Regions from separate parts of the Homo sapiens genome. Here region 2 is linked to region 1. A link is a contact called in ENCODE Hi-C or POLR2A ChIA-PET data. All regions are on one chromosome and are shown on one strand. Each heading gives the region's core, a stretch centred on a gene start or an enhancer-like site at or near the end of the contact. The rest is flanking DNA. Distances are from core to core; before and after follow the strand shown. Region 1 overlaps LOC124903679 (a long non-coding RNA gene). Region 2 has its middle 30 kb from the start of MIR4519.

Region 1 (3,309 bases), core at 503-3,002:
TCCCAAAGTGCTAGGATTACAGGCATGAGCCACTGTGACTGATTTTTTTTTTTTTTTTTTTTGATACGGAGTCTTGCTTTGTTGCCCAGGCTGGAATGCAGTGGCGAGATCTCGGCTCACCACAACCTCTGCCTCCCGGGTTCAAGCGATTCTCCTGCCTCAGCCTCCCGAGTAGCTGGGACTACAGCTGCGTGCCACCATGCCTGGCTAATTTTTGTAGTTTTAGTAGAGATGGGGTTTCACTATGTTAGCTAGGCTTGTCTCAAACTCCTGACCTCGTGATCCGCCCACCTCGGCTTCCCAAAGTGCTGGGATTATAGGCATGAGCCACCGCACCTGGCCATTAACCCGTTTATTGTTGTTGTTGTTTTTTAAGACGGAGCCTCACTCTGTCGCCCAGGCTGGAGTGCAGTGGTGTGATCTCGGCTCACTGCAACCTCTGCCCCCTGGGTTCAAGCGATTCTCCTGCCTCAGCCTCCCAAGTAGCTGGGATTACAGGCGCCCGCCACCACACCCGGCTAATTTTTATACTTTCAGTAGAGAGGGGGTTTCATCACGTTGGCCAGGCTGGTCTTGAACTCCCGACCTTGTAATCCACCTGCCTCGGCCTCCCAAAGTGCTGGGATTACAGGCGTGAGCCACCACGCCTGGCCTAACCCGTTTCTTAATCCATAAAATGGGAATAATATTAACATTCCCTTCACAGAATTGCCCTGAGGTTATAGAGATAAGGTGTGTAAGGAACCTAGCACACAGAAGGCTCTCAGTAAATAGCAGTTATTACTATCATTTTTATCATGTTTCTTATTCTCATGTCTCAAACGTGACCCTCCACCAAAAGTTCTTTTATAGCAGAGTATAAATAATGGAAAAAAATGATATATAGCTTTTTTGTTTCCCCTCCAGACAGTGTCTCACTGTCACCCAGGCTGCAATGCAGTGGCGTGATCATAGCTCACTGCAGCCTCAAGCCTCTGGGCTCACGCTATCCTCCCGCCTTGGCCTCCCAGTGCTGGGATCACAGGCGCGCGCCACCACGCGGGGTCCAGCCTCTCTTCTGAGTGCTGCACATGCATTAATTCATGGAATCCTTACAGCAACCCCTTGCAAGGAAGAAAGCTGTGACTCAGAGAGGTTGAATAACTTGTCCGAGGAGCTCAGCCATGAGGCGGATCGGGGATGGAAACCCAGGCCGTGGGCCCTGCGCGGTTACAGGCATTCAATCCTCCAAATGTCCCCAGAGTGACTAGCGGCCATCATTCGGCCCTTCTCAGGAGGAAAGCGAGCGAACACCTCACGCGGCGACGGCCTCCCGGAGCTGAAGGGGTTATTCCCACTGAGACGCGGTCGCCTCCGCTCCTAGAGAGGCCCACGGAGGGCGCCGCACTTCCGGCCTGGGTCCAGCTTTGGCTCCGGCTCCCGCTCCTGACCTGCTGCTTCCCGGGCTGGCGTCCGGGCCGGCGTCCGGGCCCAGGCGACCGGGGCCTCCGAGCTCAGAGGCAGTGCCGAGGACCGAAGGAGGGGAAGGGATTCCCCAAAGGCATCCCTGACTCCCGAATTCCAGCAAGGGAGAATCAGGCGCTGGGGAGGCAAGGAGAGGGCCGCGGCTCTCCTCGGGGGCCGCGGGGCGCGACTCTTCCAGGACCTCGGCTGCTTTTCCCAGTAAAGCCCAGGCGGCCCGAGGCTGGCCGAGGGAGCGACCCTCTCCTGCCTCTTCTGGAAGGGCCGCTTCCCCGCCCTGCTGTAGACCCCGAGCTCCCTGGGGGAAGGACCCGCTCCTTCCATCCTCCACCCTCCCGAGCACCAGCCTGGGAAGGAGGGGATCCCAGTTCCTCCTTAGAGGCGACTCCTTTATCAAGTCTGATTTAGACATGGGCTCGTCCAAGGTCGTTCAGCAGCGAGTAGCGGAGCTGGGGCTGCACCGAGGAGCTCAGGCCCCACTCCGTGTTGCGGTCAAGACCAGATTTTGGGGTCAGCTTCTCAAACTCAGCACTACCAGCACCAAACTAAACTACCTGGCCCCTCCTCCCGAGAGAGGGTTCATTCTCAATCAAATCGGAACCTCAGTTTTTCTCTCCTGCTTTCCGTCCGCTTCCCTCGTCCTCCCTTGACCATACTTTTATGCTTCATCTTTTCCATCCAACCCGTCTTTCCAGCCCTCCCTCAGCCGTACTGCCGCAAACCTGTGTCGTTGCAACAACCTGCAACCTTGCCTGCCTCTCCCTTTTATTTCACGTGAAACTCCACTACAAGGAGTCCCCAAATCCTTGCCTCAGGCCACCCCTCGTTCCAAAAATACCTTTTAGTGATTTACTCACTGCCTGTGAGTTCAAGTCAAAACTCAGCTTGGCATTCAAGACGATTTGAAACCTGGCTCAAGCCCACCTCTCAAGAGGATTTGAAACCTGGCTCAAGCCTACCTCTCTAACCTGATCTATCTTGGTTCCCTAAGTAGAGGTCACAGATTGGCAGATGCAACTGGGAAATGTGTTTCAACTGGCAAAGAGTGTTTCTTTTCTTTTTCTTTTTCTTTTTTTTATTGGAGCCAATGGCCAGGCGCGATGGCTAAAGCCTGTTATCCCAGCACTTTGGGAGGCTGAGGCAGGCGGATCACTTGAGGTCAGGAGCTCGAGACCAGCCTGGCCAAATGACGAAACTTCATCTCTACTAAAAATACAAAAATTAGCTGGGCATGGTGGCTTATGCCTGTAATTCTAGCACTTTGGGAGGCCGAGGCGGGGGGATCACGAGGTCAGGAGATCGAGACCATCCTGGCTAACACGGTGAAACCTCGTCTCTACTGAAAATACAAAAAAATTAGTCGGGCGTAGTGGCGGGCGCCTGTAGTCCCAGCTACTCCGGAGGCTGAGGCAGGAGAATGGCGTGAACCCGGGAGGCGGAGCTTGCAGTGAGCCGAGATCGCTCCAGCCTCGGCGACAGAGCAAGACTCCGTCTCAATTAAAAAAAAAAAAAAATACAACTTCAAACTCTTGAAGTTATATTGGGAGAAGTAGTTTCCCAAAGAAAGGACAGAGAGGGAAATTGATAGGCATCAAAGGCATCAAGCACCTAGTGTGTGCCAGAGAACGACAGATGCTTTCACATTTTTTTCTTTTTCTTTTTTCTTTTCTTTTCTTTCTTTCTTTCTTTTTTTTTTTTTAGAGATAGGGCCTCATTCTTTCCCCCAGGCTGGAATGCAGTGGTGTGATCATAGCTTACTGTAGCCTCAAACTCCTGGGCTCAAGCAATCTTCTGCCTCAGCCTCCCAAGTAGCTAGGACCATGGACACATGCCACCACATCTGGGTTT
Region 2 (3,309 bases), core at 451-2,950, 39 kb after region 1:
TCTTCTGTAGAATGAGAGATACTCCAGGAGGTCATAGACACTAATGGAGGGAGAGGAAGACAATGTAGCAAGAGTTGGTGTTGGGCTGGGTGCCGTGACTCATGCCAGTAATCCCAGCACTTTGGGAGGCTGAGGCAGGAGGATCACTTGAGACCAGGAGTTTGAGACCAGCCTGGGCAACATAGTGAGACCTTGTCTCTACTAAAAATGAAAAAGTTAGCTAGGCGTAGTGGCACATGCCTGTAGTCCCAGCTACTTGGGAGGCTGAGGTAGGAGGGTCACTTGGGCCTGGGAGGTTGAGGCTGCAGTGAGCTGTGATCATGCCACTGCACTCCAGTCTCGGTGACAGAGTGAGACCCTGACTCAAAAAACAAAAAAAAAAAGTTGGTGTGAAGGAGTGGATTCTTCTATTGGTGTTTGCCATGTTTGCCATGGACACTGAGCGTTACCGGATCTGCTGGATCTCAAGCACCACACAGTAGACCAGCATGTGATGTAATGCAGCCTGGACTTGCTGCAGAGCCTTCTCTCGCTCCAGTCCCTGCTCAAAACTAGCAGCATAGACCGGGCACTGTGGGTCATGCCTGTAATTCCAGGATTTTGGGAGGCTGAGGTGGGTGGATCACTTGAGGTCAGGAGTTGGAGACCAGCCTGGCCAATATGGTGAAACCTCATCTCTACTAAAAATACAAAGAATAGCCAGGCATTGTGGCACATGCCTGTAATCCCAGCTACTTGGGATGCTGCTTGGCAGGAGAATCTCTTAAACCCGGGAGGCAGAGGTTGCAGTGAGCTGAGATCGCACCATTGCACTCCAGCTTTGGCGACAAAGCGAGACTCTGCCTCAAAAAAAAAAAAAAAAAAAAAAAAAAAAGTCCGGGCGTGGTGGCTCATGCCTATAATCCCAGCACTTTGGGAGGCCGAGGCAGGCGGATCACAAGGTCAAGAGATCAAGACCATCCTGGCCAACATGGTGAAACTCCGTCTCTACTAAAAATACCAAAATTAGCTGGGCGTGGTGGTGCGCACCTGTAGTCCCAGCTACTCGGGAGGCTGAGGCAGGAGAACTGCTTGAACCCAGGGGGCAGGGGTTGCAGTGAGCCCAGATGGCACCAATGCACTCCAGCCTGGTGACAGAGTGAGACTCCGTCTCAAAAAAAAAAAAAAAAAAAAAAAAAAGGGAAAAAACAAACAAACTAGCAGCCTTACAAATACTAATTTGCTCCAAGAAAGATACTGTATCTGGGAACAGCAGCTACAATTGGAGTCACCATCTGATAAAGTTTATGATAGTCCACAGTCATTCTCCGAGATCCATCTGACTTCTGCACAGGCCACACTGGTGGGTTAAATGAGCATGTGATAGGTGTCATCACCCTTGCTTCTTTTAATTTTTTGATGGTGGCATTAATCTCTGTGCTTCCCTCAGGAATGTGGTATTTCTACTGGCTTCTTTTCTCTGTAGGGAGGGGAAGTTCCAGGGGCTTTCACTTAGGCCTTCCTGTCATATTGACCTTCAGTCTATGAGTCAGAGAGCCTATGTGGGGATTCTGGCACTATGTCAGTTTTCAATCAGTTGTCTCAGCTCTAAATGTCACCCTCCAGTACCTGCTCTAAGATAACGGGCTGGACTTCTAATACATTTCTCCTTGCAAAGAACATGATGTTATGCTTTGTCAGTAGAGGGCGCTGGTGGGACATTGCAAGAAGAAGGGGAAGCTCTTCCTGGTTCTGGTCCTGTTGAGGTTTCATTTTTCTTGCTCTTGCTGCAGTTTTTCAGGGGCAGATCCCAGTGGTTCTCTGCCCTAGATGCATGTCCAGAGTGAAAAGTCCTTGGGAGGCTCAAAGACCCCAGTTTGCAACACTTTACCACGTTCCCTCCCCCAATATGGACACCACAAATCCCATACCACATGCCGCCTTTGCTGTGAGTGGCTCCTGGCACTTGGATAGTTTTTGCACACCCACCACTGGTCCTGACCTTTATTGGCTTTCTCTAGCACTGAACTCTGGCAGAGCACGCTTCTCCAGTACTTGGCTTCTGTAGCAGTCTAGCTTTCTCCAGCACTGTGCTCTCACCAAGCGCACTTTATCTAACAGGTAGAAAGCATGGCTTTCTCTGCCACTTGGTTCCTGTATGGGTAGAGCTTCCTCAGGCACTGGGCTCTCGCTGAGTCTGCATGCTCTCGTGCTTGACTCCTCTAATAGCCTGACTCTCTACAGTGCTTGATCCTTGCACTGGCAAAGCTCTTTCCAGCAATGGGCTCCTGCAGAGTGAGTTTCCTACAGTTCTTGGTTCCAACAGTGCTTGGTGGAATAGCAGCTTCACCTGATACCCCAGAGGGCAGATTTCTAGGAGGTCTCATTTGGTGAGGCATGTCAGTGGCTTCTCTGCCATGCCTTTCAAATGACATCTGGATCTCAGCCCTTGTGGGAGAAGATTCTTCATTGGATACTGTATCTCAGCCCCGGGGATAGTAGCTGATCTTTATATCTGCCACCTCTGTATTTCTGCATTCTTTTTTTTTTTTTCTTTTTATTGAGACAGCACTCTGTTGCCCAGGCTGGAGTACAGTGGTGCAATCACAGCTCACTGCAGCCTCAAACTCCTGGGCTCAAGAGATCCTTCAGCTGGGCGCAGTGGCTCATGCCTATAATCCCAGCACTTTGGGAGGCCGAGACAGGCGGATCACAAGATCAGGAGATCGAGACCAGCCTGGCCAACGTGGTGAAACCCCGTCTCTACTAACAATACAAAAATTAGCTGTGCATGGTGGCAGGTGCCTGTAGTCCCAGCTACTCCGGAGGCTGAGGCAGGAGAATTGCTTGAACCCGGGAGGCAGAGGTTGTAGTGAGCTGAGCTGAGATCACGCCACTGCACTCCAGCCTGGGCAACAGAGCGAGACTCCATCTCAAAAAAAAAAAAAAAGAAAGATCCTTCAGCCTCAGCCTCCTCAGTAGCTGGGACCACAGGTTTGCACCACCATGCCTGGCTAATTTTAAAATTTATTTATTTATTTATTTATTTATTTATTTATTTATTTTTTGGAGATGGAGTCTCACTCTGTGGCCCAGGCTGGAGTGCAGTGGCGCGATCTCAGCTCACTGCAAGCTCCGCCTTCTGGGTTTAAGAGATTCTCCTGCTTCAGCCTCCCGAGTAGCTGGGACTACAGGCGCCCACCAACACGCCCGGCTAAATTTTTTTGTATTTTTAGTAGAGACGGGGTTTCACTGTGTTAGCCAGGATGGTCTCGATCTCCTGACCTCGTGATCCGCCCACCTAGGCCTCCCAAAGTTCTGGGATTACAG

What was found. Hi-C counts contacts between places; a loop is a spot of excess contacts on that map. ChIA-PET counts read pairs that join two places held with the same protein, here RNA polymerase II (POLR2A). Pooled maps may share reads with other maps.
Region 2: a pooled map shows a loop between it and region 1 (2.3-fold over the local background). The contact joins two enhancer-like sites. A Hi-C loop is called at or near these places in 5 of 168 maps with a recorded cell type or tissue (Caco-2, HCT116, HepG2 and 2 more), 3 of 37 single-sample maps with no recorded cell type and 12 of 50 pooled maps. POLR2A ChIA-PET finds 5 or more read pairs at or near these places in 31 of 52 experiments (A549, B cell, BJ and 26 more).

Annotation. Positions count from the first base shown.
Region 1 is chr16:30,804,224-30,807,532 of GRCh38, forward strand. All of the region lies in intron 1 of LOC124903679 (a long non-coding RNA gene), which reads left to right. Among named protein-coding and RNA genes, the nearest start is that of ZNF629, 19 kb to the left of the region's middle. RefSeq lists silencers at 1,225-1,284, 1,425-1,514. Within about 2 kb of position 1,753, at least 36 of the 41 ENCODE cell types and tissues checked have a DNase peak (open chromatin) inside an H3K27ac peak, as active enhancers do.
Region 2 is chr16:30,843,196-30,846,504 of GRCh38, forward strand. It overlaps a transcript of BCL7C not described here. Among named protein-coding and RNA genes, the nearest start is that of MIR4519, 30 kb to the right of the region's middle. RefSeq lists enhancers at 1,426-1,515, 1,556-1,655. Within about 2 kb of position 1,701, at least 9 of the 41 ENCODE cell types and tissues checked have a DNase peak (open chromatin) inside an H3K27ac peak, as active enhancers do.